4 separate regions of the Homo sapiens genome follow, and regions 2, 3 and 4 are each linked to region 1. The links are chromatin contacts, found by Hi-C or POLR2A ChIA-PET in ENCODE. All regions are on one chromosome and are shown on one strand. Each heading gives the region's core, a stretch centred on a gene start or an enhancer-like site at or near the end of the contact. The rest is flanking DNA. Distances are from core to core; before and after follow the strand shown. Region 1 has its middle 41 kb from the start of SYPL1. Region 2 holds the start of PIK3CG (phosphatidylinositol-4,5-bisphosphate 3-kinase catalytic subunit gamma). Region 3 overlaps SRPK2 (SRSF protein kinase 2). Region 4 has its middle 45 kb from the start of LINC02577.

What was found. Hi-C counts contacts between places; a loop is a spot of excess contacts on that map. ChIA-PET counts read pairs that join two places held with the same protein, here RNA polymerase II (POLR2A). Pooled maps may share reads with other maps.
Region 2: a loop to region 1 is called in a map with no recorded cell type, with 8 times the contacts of the local background. The contact joins the promoter of PIK3CG here to the enhancer-like site in region 1. A Hi-C loop is called at or near these places in 14 of 37 single-sample maps with no recorded cell type and 11 of 50 pooled maps. POLR2A ChIA-PET finds 5 or more read pairs at or near these places in 1 of 52 experiments (OCI-LY7).
Region 3: a loop to region 1 is called in a pooled map, with 6 times the contacts of the local background. The contact joins two enhancer-like sites. A Hi-C loop is called at or near these places in 1 of 37 single-sample maps with no recorded cell type and 3 of 50 pooled maps. POLR2A ChIA-PET finds 5 or more read pairs at or near these places in 1 of 52 experiments (T-cell).
Region 4: a pooled map shows a loop between it and region 1 (6-fold over the local background). The contact joins two enhancer-like sites. A Hi-C loop is called at or near these places in 6 of 37 single-sample maps with no recorded cell type and 8 of 50 pooled maps.

Annotation. Positions count from the first base shown.
Region 1 is chr7:106,069,947-106,073,112 of GRCh38, forward strand. No RefSeq gene overlaps it. Among named protein-coding and RNA genes, the nearest start is that of SYPL1, 41 kb to the right of the region's middle. RefSeq lists an enhancer at 2,137-2,431. Within about 2 kb of position 1,730, at least 28 of the 41 ENCODE cell types and tissues checked have a DNase peak (open chromatin) inside an H3K27ac peak, as active enhancers do; they include OCI-LY7, where a contact is called at or near this core.
Region 2 is chr7:106,863,608-106,866,773 of GRCh38, forward strand. It overlaps PIK3CG (phosphatidylinositol-4,5-bisphosphate 3-kinase catalytic subunit gamma), which reads left to right and starts at 1,675. Exons shown (of 11, transcript NM_001282426.2): 1 at 1,675-1,819. RefSeq lists an enhancer at 1,747-1,846.
Region 3 is chr7:105,350,731-105,353,896 of GRCh38, forward strand. All of the region lies in intron 2 of SRPK2 (SRSF protein kinase 2), which reads right to left. It also overlaps the pseudogene LOC124901716. Among named protein-coding and RNA genes, the nearest start is that of SRPK2, 37 kb to the right of the region's middle. RefSeq lists an enhancer at 1,624-1,703. Within about 2 kb of position 1,546, at least 27 of the 41 ENCODE cell types and tissues checked have a DNase peak (open chromatin) inside an H3K27ac peak, as active enhancers do.
Region 4 is chr7:106,728,530-106,731,695 of GRCh38, forward strand. No RefSeq gene overlaps it. Among named protein-coding and RNA genes, the nearest start is that of LINC02577, 45 kb to the right of the region's middle. RefSeq lists an enhancer at 2,911-2,960. Within about 2 kb of position 1,647, at least 5 of the 41 ENCODE cell types and tissues checked have a DNase peak (open chromatin) inside an H3K27ac peak, as active enhancers do.

The DNA.
Region 1 (3,166 bases), core at 480-2,979:
AAATTCCCTACAGATAAGCCCAGGCTAGCTGACCAGATGAGGTGAGATTTCTTTCAGGTACTGCCTAAGCAATCAATGGCCAGAGAGGGCTGCGGGGCTGGGCTGCTGGGCTGCGAGGCTGCTGGGTGCTGAGGGAGCAGGGGGAATGTTCCCTGGGGTGTGGCTGGCCATGGTGCTCGCCATCCTGGAACAAATCAACTGAGGCGCAAATCTGCAGCACCTTTGCCACAGCCAGAATCCACGGTGGTTCCTCCGTGAGCACATGCCCTGAATTCCACCTGGCCTGTGCGTCATGCTCAGTTGGCAGGATATCAGAACCAATGCTGCCAACACCAGACTCTCCACGTGCGGAGCAATTTATGAAACCCTGGGGCCAGCAATGGCCACCTTTGCATCCTGGAGTTAGGATGACCCTGACACATCCCAGCCCCAGCATACACCACCGCGCTGCCCTGAGGCTGGGCTCTACCTTTTGAGAGCTACTGAGCTCTGCAGAGATGTGGGTGAAGGGAGCCACAGACATATCAGTCTGGCAGGGGCTTAGAGTCACTGCTCTAACTGCCTATCTGGCAGGTGAAGAAACAGAGGCCAGGGCAGGCAAGCCCTGACCAGGGCAGTGTACCTGCTTGGTAGACGAGTTCTCTCCTTCCCCCAGTGCAGTGCCTACTGTCTCTCTTTAGCTGTGCCTAGCTGGGTTGGGGTCTTTTCTCTGGGCTTCCCTAACCACTCCTGCTGACCCCTATCTGAGCTCCAACTTCTCCCTGGAAACCACGCATTAACCTATTACCTCCTCGCTACACTGTGAGTTCCTGAGAGGGGCTTGCGTCTTTCTCATCTGGCAGTTGGCCAGAGCCCCATAAGTACACTCAAGTTGAATGAGCGATTAAATGGGTGACTGCAACAAGCCTGGGCAGGAATGGGTAGTGCTCTTTTTGGTCATGGCTTCTTAAACACAAACAAGGTGGGCTTCATTGGGCCTTATTTCAGAAAAAAATATTCGTCTTATTATAAAAAGTAATGTTTGGCCAGGCACAGTGGCTCAAACCTATAGTTTCAGCACTTTGGGCGGCCAAGGTGGGAAGATTGCTTGGGCCCAGGAGTTTGAGACCAGCCTGGGCAACATAGTGAGACCCTGTCTCTTAAAAAAAAAAAAAAGTTAGCTATGGTGTTGCATGCTTGTGGTCCCAGCTACTTGGGAGGCTAAAGCAGGAGGATCACTGGAGCCCAGGAGTTGGAGGCTGTAGTGAACCATGACTGTGCCACTGCACTCCAGCCTGGGCGACAGAGAAGACCCTGTCTCAAAAAACAAGTAAGTAAAGCAAAATAAAAAGTAATGTTTGACTTGAACTTACAAGTTAAAGAACTGATGAGTCGATTGTGCTGTTTTGATTCTGTGGCTCCTGTCATCCGTCTCACTCTACCTCCCAGCGACACAGTCCTGTCCTCCTAGATACATGTACCCTAGCTTGAGAAGTGGGACTGCGGGAAGCTGGGCCAACCAGGTGGCTTATTCACTGTCTGCTGGGGCAGGAGGCAGGGCAGGGGCAGGAGGGAGGCAACCCCAGCCTGTGCCCGGCTTCCCCGAGGCGTGTGCCTTGTGCGGCTGCTGAAGGAGTGACTCCTGAGGAAACCAGCTTTTCCAGGGAGGCAAGGGATGGGAGAAGAGGGTGGAGAAGGAAGTGGTCACACCACTTGCCTTCTGCCAATACTGTCCCTTTCTTACGCGTTAACCTTCCACTCTGAGCTATGACACTTTCAGTACTAGTGTGGTAAGTTCTACAGGAAACAGGAAACATGGTTTAACAGACATCCCTTTAAGCTTTAAGTGTAGCCCAGGCCCTGTTCTAGCTAGAATGAAGTTTTGCATAATGAATAGATACCAGATTCCCCTGAAGGGCTCTTGCCCCAGAGACTCTCAGTGGCCCACGTTCACAGGTACTTGCAGGCATGCATATATGCTTCTCACCTCTTAGGAAATGGCCTTTGCAGGCATGAAAAAACAAATACCTCAAGTTCCCTTCCTGAGCCTCTTAGGCAACATGAAAAAACTACATACCAATCCCGAGAATGGAAGCTGGTTTGGAGTTTCACCTCACAAAAAGCTGGCCCCACCATGCTCACCCAAATGGCAGATTTATGAAGGTTCTGTTTGACAAGAGCAAAGGATCCACTTTGAGCAGCTCTGGGCCTATGGAAGGCAAGGTGTTCATGTTTAAGCACAAAGGTAAACAGAGCATAGCAGCAGGTTACAGAGATCATTTATTTTCCCGCTGATGACAGACATGAGCTCTGGCCCAGGGCCCAAACTTCTTATCCTTGAAAAACACATTTTACAGATTGCCGGCAGAGACAGCCAACCCAGATTAAGCTGCCAGACCTAACTATTTTAGATCTTCCTCCTACTCCTCTGGAAAAAAAAAATATAAGATAACGATTTTTGTCCCTGAAAAACAATGAGAGGAACTAAAGGAAAGCCCGGGCTCTATTCTTAGGGGTCTGCTGCCCTCCAGAAAGCCCAGCGTACAACTTCAGGCAGGCCCATGACACGCCAAGTGTTTGCATTTTGGAAGAATCCTAATAGAATTCCTTCAAGTGGCAGATTCCTGAGGACATTTCAGGATTTATTTACAGATCGTTAACTTACTTGTCACAGAAACCGAAGGGCAGGGAAATTTTGAGCTGACATTTTGGAATGCCACCCTCAAAGGGTGATCAACCAGAAATAAAGATAAAGTGCCTTTGAAATGATAAATATGAAGTAATGGGGACAAGGATTTGTTTCATAGGCACCGTTTCAGAAAAACATCTCTAATGTAAAGTGAAGCCCAGAAGTATATTTTACCTGCTCTTCACTGACTATGTAATTAATGTTTCAGTGACTGACAATTCTCACTTATCACCATAAATTTTTTTCTAGAAATTGCCACATAAATTGGAGCATCATAAAACAGGTTTCTGCAAACTGGTTTGTATGTTTTTTATCATAATAATGAGGTTATAGCCGGGTGCATTGGCTCACGCCTGTAATCCCAGCACTTTGGGAAGCTGAGGTGGGTGGATCACCTGATGTTAGGAGTTTGAGACCAGCCTGGCTAACATGGTGAAACCCTGTCTCTACTGAAAATACAAAAATTAGCCAGGCGTGGTGGCTTGCGCCTGTAATCCC
Region 2 (3,166 bases), core at 425-2,924, 790 kb after region 1:
TCTGGAATAATGTGGCATGTGTGTGTGTATGTGCAGTGCCAGATTGGGACTTGGCCCCCTGGAAGTGACTGAGCCAGGACAGGGAAGGGATCTATTGAATGGTCTGGGGAACAGGGCTGGCCAAGCTCATGGTCCCTCTGAGGTCAGCCCTCCCACCCTCAAACCTCCTCCCACTCCACCCACCCCCAGGAACCCTCCCACACACTCTGGGTAAAACACAGCTTGGCAAGCTCTCACATCATGGCTTGGTGGCTACAGTGTGTTGATCTTCCCTCAGGACCAACCAAGAAAGCTAGCCTTGGTGCTTCTAAAGCTGCCAGCCTCCTAAGGGAGTATTCCTATATAGGAATATACTTTGAGAAGCTGATAAGACCCCTCTAAATATTTGGGAGGCAGCCTTTGAATTAAATTATTTGCCTGCTGATGTCAACTATTAGAGTGCTATTTAAAAGTTAAAACCCAAGAGGCATATGTAAAAGGAAATAAGTCAAATCAATCATTTATCTCAATATCAGAGTAATTCAGAGGAACTCTTAATTACATACCTCCAAGAGACTTGTGAGGTCAACTCCATTCTATCTGCTGCCCTTGAAGCTCAGCTGGAGTCCCTCAACACCCCGATTGGAGGATGAACTCTAGCATAGGGAATTCTGAGATGGAGGGAGGGGGCGCTGGTTCAGGATGCTTGGAGGTTCTAGAAAGAACTGAGGTCACCTGGAAGATACAACGCTACTCTAAAAATGATTCAGGATGGCTTTTCTATGCATTCTCTACTCCCATAGGAATCAGGGGCCACCTCCCAGGATGGAATCTGCCTGATGCTGTAACAGTGTTCAGCTCCCCAATTTCCCCATGATAACAGGCAACCTCCTTCTGTTTTGTCTACAGTTAATTAATCAGTCATTGCTGACAGTAAGGCTCCATCCTCAACACAGGATATTTTCTGAAGCATTAATTTTTGTTTCAATAGTTGATCCTTGTTTGGAATATAATGTGTTACAATGTAGTGGTACTTAGTATTAAAATCAAAATACCTTTTTATTCATCTTTCAATTTTAATACTTTTAGCATTTCAACCATTATTTGAAGGGTTACTTACTGCAGTATGTCACATTTATATACACACATGCACATGCTGCAGTGCTTTCAGTTTGAGCCAGTGATATTTTAGGCCCCAAATGCTCTGAAAAAATAGAGAAAGCTCTCACCAAGCTAAGGAAGTGAGCTTGCAGACCATGCCTTTAAAAATTTTCAGCTTGATAACTTAGTCCTCAAGATGACTAGGTTTCTCTTCCCCCACCCCTCAGTTAGCATGTGCGAACAAGGATTCTTTTGAATTCCCAGGAGGGGAATGAGTTTAATTTGACTGGTAAAAGTCTTCCTAATAGGATACCTAATACTGTGGCTCTTAGAACTAGCTACAAAGATATTTCATATGTTTATGTCTCATAATGGGTAATTTTGGTTTGGATTTATGTCATTTTGTCTCAGTATCACAATTTTTGAAAAATTAGTTCAAAGAGAAAAAAAAAAGAAAAGAAAAACCATGGTAAACATTGCTCAGTCTCATACTCCTACCCTCTCTATGCTAAAACAGGAAATGCATTTCTGACACTTTTAAAATGAGCAATCACACGTATAATCAACTTGGTTAAAACTTCCTTCCTGGTAACTGCAACACTTCCTCTGCATCTGGATATGAAGGGAGCCCCAGAAAAGCGGAAGAATTTAGACGCACACTGGGTAGGTTTGAATTTGTTTTGTTTTCAAAAATTAAACAAATGATCCTTCAGCATCATCGCCTCCGCTGCTTTATCAGGTATTGCTTCCTTCTATTTTTTGCTCTTTGTGGGGTCTGACTCGGAATAGTGGCACTTCCTTCTCGGCTAGATTATCTGAAACTGTTGTCGGTTCTTGAGATGATACTACCACCGAATGTCTGTGTTTCATTGTCTAGTCCAACCTGTATTGTGGATATCTACAACGTTCCGGCAATAGTTTTGCAGGTGCATCACATTTTTGTTTTTGTTTTGGGAGGAAAAGGGAGGGCACGGCAGCCAGGCTTCATATTCCTACAAGTGCATGCTTCAAGATTACTGTACTTACAGTGTTTCCAACATCTTCTCATAAAAGGGGAAAGCTTCATAGCCTCAACCATGAAGGAAACCAGTGAGTATTAGTCAGCCTGTTTTCCTCTGCATCTTATAAGATCGTTTGGTATCACTGAGGCAGAAGTTATTGCTGTGTATTTATATGCTGCCTAAATTTGGACATGTTTTATTTCAAGTTAGTGTCAATATCAATGTATCTTACAGTTCTCTTCTTTGTTAGTTATTCTATAATGTAGCAAAAGACCAAAATGAATGTTTTAAGCCACAAGAGACAGTTCTTTGGGACAGTTGGTTTCACTTACTAAGTATAACTTCATATTTTAAGAGAGGGAATATTGGTTTTAAAAGTTAAGCCAAGATTTGAACATAAGTTTGGATCAAATGAAATTTGTCTTTCTTATCTTCTTATCAAGCTCTCCTTTTTGGTATACATCAAATGCTCCACTATTTCTTAAGGAAATAATGTAGTTTTAAGTCTAACATTAGTTATTTAAGAGAGTAAACGATATTTTCTGAAACATTAATTTTTTGTTTCAATAATTGATTCGTTTAGAATATAATGTATTACAATGTAGTGATACTAAACATTGAAAGCAAAATACCTAATCTTTCAGTGTTAATACCTTTCAAATTTCAATTATTATTTGAAGGATTTCCTATTGCAGTATGTCCTATTTATACATAAGTGCTTTGTGAAGGGTAGGTACTTACTGAATTTTGTGGAAAGAGTGAGTAGGTTAATGAGAATAAATTTGTGAATTTGTGTTACAAAAATGAAAATATTAGAGCAAAAAAGAAGTTAAATGATTGGGGGTCTTAACAGAAGGTCACTGGAGTCCAGAAATCCTGCCTTCCATCCTGTAGCTCCTCCATTATTAAGTAGAGACAGATCAAATGAATTTTAATTAATTAATTAAACAATGTTAAAATTACCTAAATGTTCCTATTGGGAGAGTACAGCCTTGGGTGACTCTTCTAAGATACTGCCCTAATATAGCAGTGACAGCCAGAATGCTGACAAATTCCATGATTCAAAATTTTACATATCTGCAAAT
Region 3 (3,166 bases), core at 296-2,795, 720 kb before region 1:
AGGCTGGTCTCCAACTCCTGACCTCCCCACCTTGGCCTCCCAAAGTGCTATAGTTGCTATAATTAATCCCATTTTACAAATGAGAAAACTGAGGCACACAGATAGCTTAAACATGTTCAGATTACATGGCTATTAAGCCATTACACAGCAGGATTAGGGTAAGAAGCCACGTCTGCCAGCCAACCCTATACTACATTAAAGTTTACAGAGCCTATCTTACGCGCTTTATCTATTTGCTACCACCCTGTGATATGATTTGAATGTTTATCCCATCTGAAACTCACGTTAAAACTTAATCCCCAATGTGGGTATTATGAGGCAGGTCTTTAAGAGGTGACTGTGTCATGACGGTTCTGCCCTCATGAATGGAACCTATTCATGGATTAATGAGTTAACGAATTTTAACGGATTATCCTGGGAGTGCGACTGGTGGCTTTATAAGAGGAAGAGACCTGAGCTAGCACACTCAGCCCCCTAACCATGTGATACTCTAGGCCACCTTGGGACTCTGCAGAGTCCCCACCAGCAAGAAGGTCCTCATTAGATGCACCCCTTGACCTTGGCCTTCCCAGCATGCAGAACTGAAAGAAATAAATTCCTTTTCTTTATAAATTACCCAGTCTTAACCAGGCCCACCCCTGGTTAAGGATGGGCAACAGGCTCACCCCTGTAATCCCAGCACTCTGGGAGGCTGAGGAGGGCGAATCACCTGAGGTCAGGAGTTTGAGACCACCCTAGGTGACAGAGTTACACTCCGTCTCAAAAATAATAATAATAATAATAAATCACCGGCCGGGCGCAGTAGCTCACACCTGTAATCCCAGCACTTTGGGTGGCCGAGGCAGGAGGATCACCTGAGGTCAGGAGTTTAAGACCAGCCTTGCCAAAATGGTGAAACCCCATCTCCACTAAAAATACAAAAAATTAGCTGGGTGTGGTGGCCGGCACCTATAATCCCAGCTACTCGGGAGGCTGAGGCAGCAAAATCGCTTGAACCCGGGGGGCGGAGGCTGCAGTGAGCCAAGATTGTGCCATTGCACTCCAGCCTGGGAGACAAGAACAAGACTCCATCTCAAAAAAAAAAAAAAAGAAGAAGAAGAAGAAGAAGAAATAAATAACCCAGTCTCAGAAATTCAGTTACTGCAACAGTAAACAGACTAAGACACCCTTATAATCCACTGTAAAGCAGGCTGTGCAGTTTGATGATCCCCAGTCTCAGAAATTCAGTTACTGCAACAGTAAACAGACTAAGACACCCTTATAATCCACTGTAAAGCAGGCTGTGCAGTTTGATGATCCTATTTTCCTAGAGAAAATAAGAGATTCAGGAAGGATGAATCATTCCCTCCCTATGGAGCAAGCAGCAGAGCTGGGTCTAGAATCCCCGTCTTTTAACTCTTCACCACTGTTTCTCCTCCTCAATATGCTTAGCTAGTGTGGTGGTTTCAAAAATATGTTCACAAATTACTTAATTTGCATCTCTTCAAAGGGCAGAACCTGAACTCTCCCTTGAGTGTGGGCTGTACCCAGTAACTCCCTTCTAACAAACGTGGCAGAAGTGGCAGTGTGAGGTCTTCTAAGGGTGTGTTATAAAAATGTAACCGCAGCTTCCTCCTTGCTCCCTCTTGATGAAGCCAGCTGACATGTTGTGAGAACATTCAAGAAGAGGTCCACAGAGCAACAGGCAAGGCCTCCTGCCAACAGCCTGGAAGCAGATCCTCCAGCCTCAGCCAAGCCTTCAAAATGACTGCAACCCTGAGCCAGAACCACCCCACTCAACTGCTTCCAAATTCTTAACCCACAGAAACTAAGATGATAAATGTTGCATTAAACCACTATGCTTCACAGTAACTTGTTATGTGGTAATAAATAGCTAATACAACTAGGGGCTGGGTGTGGTGGCTCACGCCAGTAATCCCAGCACTTTGGGAGGCCAAGGTGGGCAGATTACTTGAGGTCAGGGTATCGAGACCAGCCTGGCCAACATAGTGAAACCCAGTCTCTTACTAAAAATACAAAAATTAGCTGGCTGTGGTGGCGCACGCCTGTAATCCCAGCTACTCGGGAGGCTGAGGCAGGAGAATTGCTTGAACCCAGGAGATGGAGGTTGCATGAGCCAAGATTGCACCAGTGCACTCCAGCCTGGGTGACAGAGCGAGACTCTATCTCAAAAGAAAAAAAAAAAAGCTCTTGGCTAGTCATCAGAATTACATGATCCCTCCCTTAATTTCACACAGTAAATGCCAGTACCTCTATTGGTTAACATTCTATTCCACCTTGTGTCACTGCTAGTTGTTTACCTGCCTATCTCTGAGACTAAGTCATAAATCCCTTATTATCTAAGGTTCAATTTTCTCATCAGTAAAATGAAAGGGTTAGATTAAGTAATTGCTAAGGAACTCCCAACTCCAAAGTTCCATAAGGATGACTCTTAATTGAAAAAAGTAAGATAGCACAGTTGTAAGCTTCGACTTGGTAGTTTTAAATCTCAGCTCTACAACCTATCAGCTCTAAACAATGGGCCTGCTGCTGAACATTTCTGTGCCTCAGTTCCTCATCTGTAAAATGAGAATAATAGTGCTGTTAGAATTCTTCCAGGTAATGGTTTTGTTTTTTTGTGTTTTTTTTTGAAACAGTCTCCCTCTGTCACCCAGGCTGGAATGCAGTGGTGCAATCATGGCTCACTGCAGCCTTGACCTCCTGGGCTCAAGCAATCCTCCCATCTCAGCCTCCCAAGTAGCTGGGATTACAGGAGCGTGCCATCCAGCCCAGTTTGTTGTTGTTGTTGTTGTTGTTGTTGTTGTTGTTGTTGTTTGGTGGAGACAGGGTTTTGTCACGTTGCTCAGGCTGGTCTCAAACTCCTGAGCTCAAATGATCCGCCTTCTTTGGCCTCCCAAAGTGATGGGATTACAGACTGCCTTCAAGCAAATTCATCAGGCCCATGTTCCTGAATGCCCCAAGGTGAGCAGTAAGGAACAGAAAAACACTTTCCTTCTCCAGAAAATCCCACTCCTGAGCTGATAGGAGGGGATCTCAGAAAGAATCATCACAAAAGACAGGACAAACTAAAGAAGCTGGCAGACTTTTTTAATTCTTCCCAGTACAAACTGGAACTAGACATGCAGAGAGCCTTCCTAAAGGCAACGCCCAAATCCCACGTGAGGCC
Region 4 (3,166 bases), core at 397-2,896, 660 kb after region 1:
ACTTACTACAAAATCTACAGTAATCAAGACAGTGTGGTATTGGCATAAGATAAGACATACAGATTAATAGAATGAAATTAAAAATCTATAAGTAAACTCACACTTACTGTCAATTGATTTCCAACAAGGGAAATTTTTTCCCATTGAATTGATTTCCAACAAGGGAAATCAATTCAATGGGAAAATAAAAGTCTTTCCATAAATGGTGCTGACACAATCTGAAAAAAAAGAAGTTAGATCCTACCTCACATCTGTATAAAAATCAACTCAAATAGGATCCAATAACTAAGTGTAAAAGCTAAAACTATAAACTTCTTAGAAAAACAGAGGTAAATCTTCATGACCTTGTAGTAGGCAATGATTTCTTAGCTACGACACCCAACATATAAGCAACAACAACAAAAAAGAATAGGTAAATTGGATATCATAGCATTTAAAAAAAAAACTTTCCTGCTTCAAAACACACAATTAAGAAATTAAAAAGGCAACCCATAGGATGGGAGAAAATTTCTGCAAATCATATATCTGATGAAGGACTTGTGTGTGGAATATATAAAGAACCCTTACAACTTAACAATAAAAAGACAAATAATTTTCAAAAAAGCAAAGAACCTGAATAGACATTTTTCCAAAAAAGATATATAAATGGCCAATATGCACATGAAAAAAATGATCAACTTCATTAGCCTCAGGGAAATGCAAATCAAACCTACAATGGGCTGCTATTTCATGCAGATTATGATGGTTCTAATCAAAAAGTTAGATAATAACAAGTTAGCAAAAATGCAAAGAAATTGGAACTCTCATGCACTCCTAATGGAAATGTAACATAGTACATCTTTTGGAAAACAGTCTGGCAATTTTTCAAATAATTAAATATAGTGCTACCATACAGCTCAGCAATTCCCCTCCTAGGTATATACCCAAGAGAAATAAAAACATATGTCCACATAAAACCTTGTGTGTGAATATTCATAGTAGCATTCTTAATAATAGGCAAAAGTTAGATATAACCCAAATGTCCATCAACTAATGAATGTATAAATAAAATGTGGCATAAGCATACACTTGAATATTATTCAACCACAAAAAGGAATGAAGAACTGATACATGACACAGTGTGGATGAACCTTGAAAACGTTATGTTAAGTGAAAAAAGACAGTCACAAAGGATTATATATTGTATTATTCCATTATATTTAATGTCCAGAATATGGAAATTCACAGAGAAAGAAAGTAGGTTTGTGGTTTCCTAGAGCTAGGAGCAATGGGGGAATGAGGACGGATGGCCAAGGGATTTCTCTTTGTGGTGATGAAAATGATTTAAAATTTATTGTGGTGATGGTTGCACAACTCTGTGAAAATACTAAAAACCAGTGAATTGTACGCATTAAATGGGGAAATTGTATGTTATCTGAATTATGTGTTAATAAAAACTTTTTTAAATTATTGATTTAAGACTGAGTAAAAGAAGTGGTTATGGATATCAGGTTATGGGTTTAAATAAGGTCATTGGCTGAAGTCAAAAAGTTGAGGAAATTCCCAACTAGAAACCTCAACTTCCTCACTGAAATAGAAGGCAAATCCATCTGCCAAGTAGGAGTTTATAATCAGATAATGGTACATCAGAGGTAAAGACTGCAGAGGTGGTACAGTTCCAGGTGATGACAGGTTCCAAGGTGTGTCATGAAAGTGAGTGGCTAAGCTGGAGAAGAGGGAGAGGGGGTGGAGGCCCAGGAAGTGACAAAGCTTAATACACCTCACAAGTACTTGTTGAATTGAATGAAAGAATTACTTCCCCTGCCAGCACTGTATGATACATTAAGGCCTCAGTGTTACTTTAATCATCTTGGAAATTGTCACCATGTTTGCCCTAAGTAAGTTTCTTTCTTTTTCTACTAAATTTAGGGATAGGCGTATGAGTTTCAATGGAGACCATACTCAAGTTACCTCTCACCTATGGATGAAAAAAGGAAAGAAAAAGAAATTGGGGTTTTCTAAGTGTACTATGATTACACTGAGAGTATAAAAACTACTTAGGAGAATAAGCTTCTAGAAATTTAGAATGAAAACAATGCATACGCAAAACAATAAATAAGATACTAAACACAATTAACTACTGATTCAAGAAATTCACCTAAGACCTACTTTCTTTGTAGCCCCAAGTTCAGTAGAGTCAGAGGGAGGATTTCTGGGAACCCCAAACGCCTTTTCCTTGCATTCCCCCTCTGATCCAGAAGATCTTCTCAGGTCCCAGCTAATCTTTCCATTGAGGCCACCATTCTCTCACCTGTAGGGTCCCTATACCCCCCTATGTCATAGAAAGGTTTAGAGCTGAGCATCATCCCCCCATTTTCATTGCCCCCATACCAGTCCCCTCTACTAACACAAACATACAATGATAATAAAGGTTCAGGGCAAAATATAGAAACCTATCTATTTGTATTAAGCACAAAGGAATTTAATAAAGGAAATTGGGTGTTTACATATGAACTAGAATGGCTGGAGGAGCAGGCTCAAGGTTGGGCCCCCAGGAATAACTCCTAGAACAATGCAGAACTGACTATCCAGGCAAGCTACTTGCTCTGCAGCAATCAGGATGGTGAGTAGCCAGCAGGCTGACACTGGAACTTTTGAGTTCATGAACCCACAAGGATAGCTGTGTCCCAGGATCAGAAAGTCAGGATCGAGAAGCTACTGCTGCCACACCACAACTGCCTATAACCATCTATGAAGCTAATGTCTGAACACTAGAACACCACTTCAGAAAAACGTGAGATCTTGGAGATGGTCCAAGATCTTGTTCACACACAGAAAAACAGACAATAGAAGGAAGGTGGCTTCTGTTTCACTTCTGCTTTCTACATGTAAAACAAAGCGTATTTAATAAATTCATCCAAAGGAGTCAGGGAAACGTGGTTTCCAGCATTCAAAAAAAGAGCTGGAAATGGCTGAGTGCCAATCAGCTATATCCAGCATACAAACACACTATAAATGCATACATGTGCATATGTGTACACACACGATCCCAGATGACAAGATTATTGGCCCTTTTTGTTATGTGAATTTTTGTAATAACCCCAACAGAAAATAGAAAATAATACAAATGAGAAACATGGAAAATTACAAAAGTCCCAAAATTTCACATAGGCTATAGAGTCTTGGC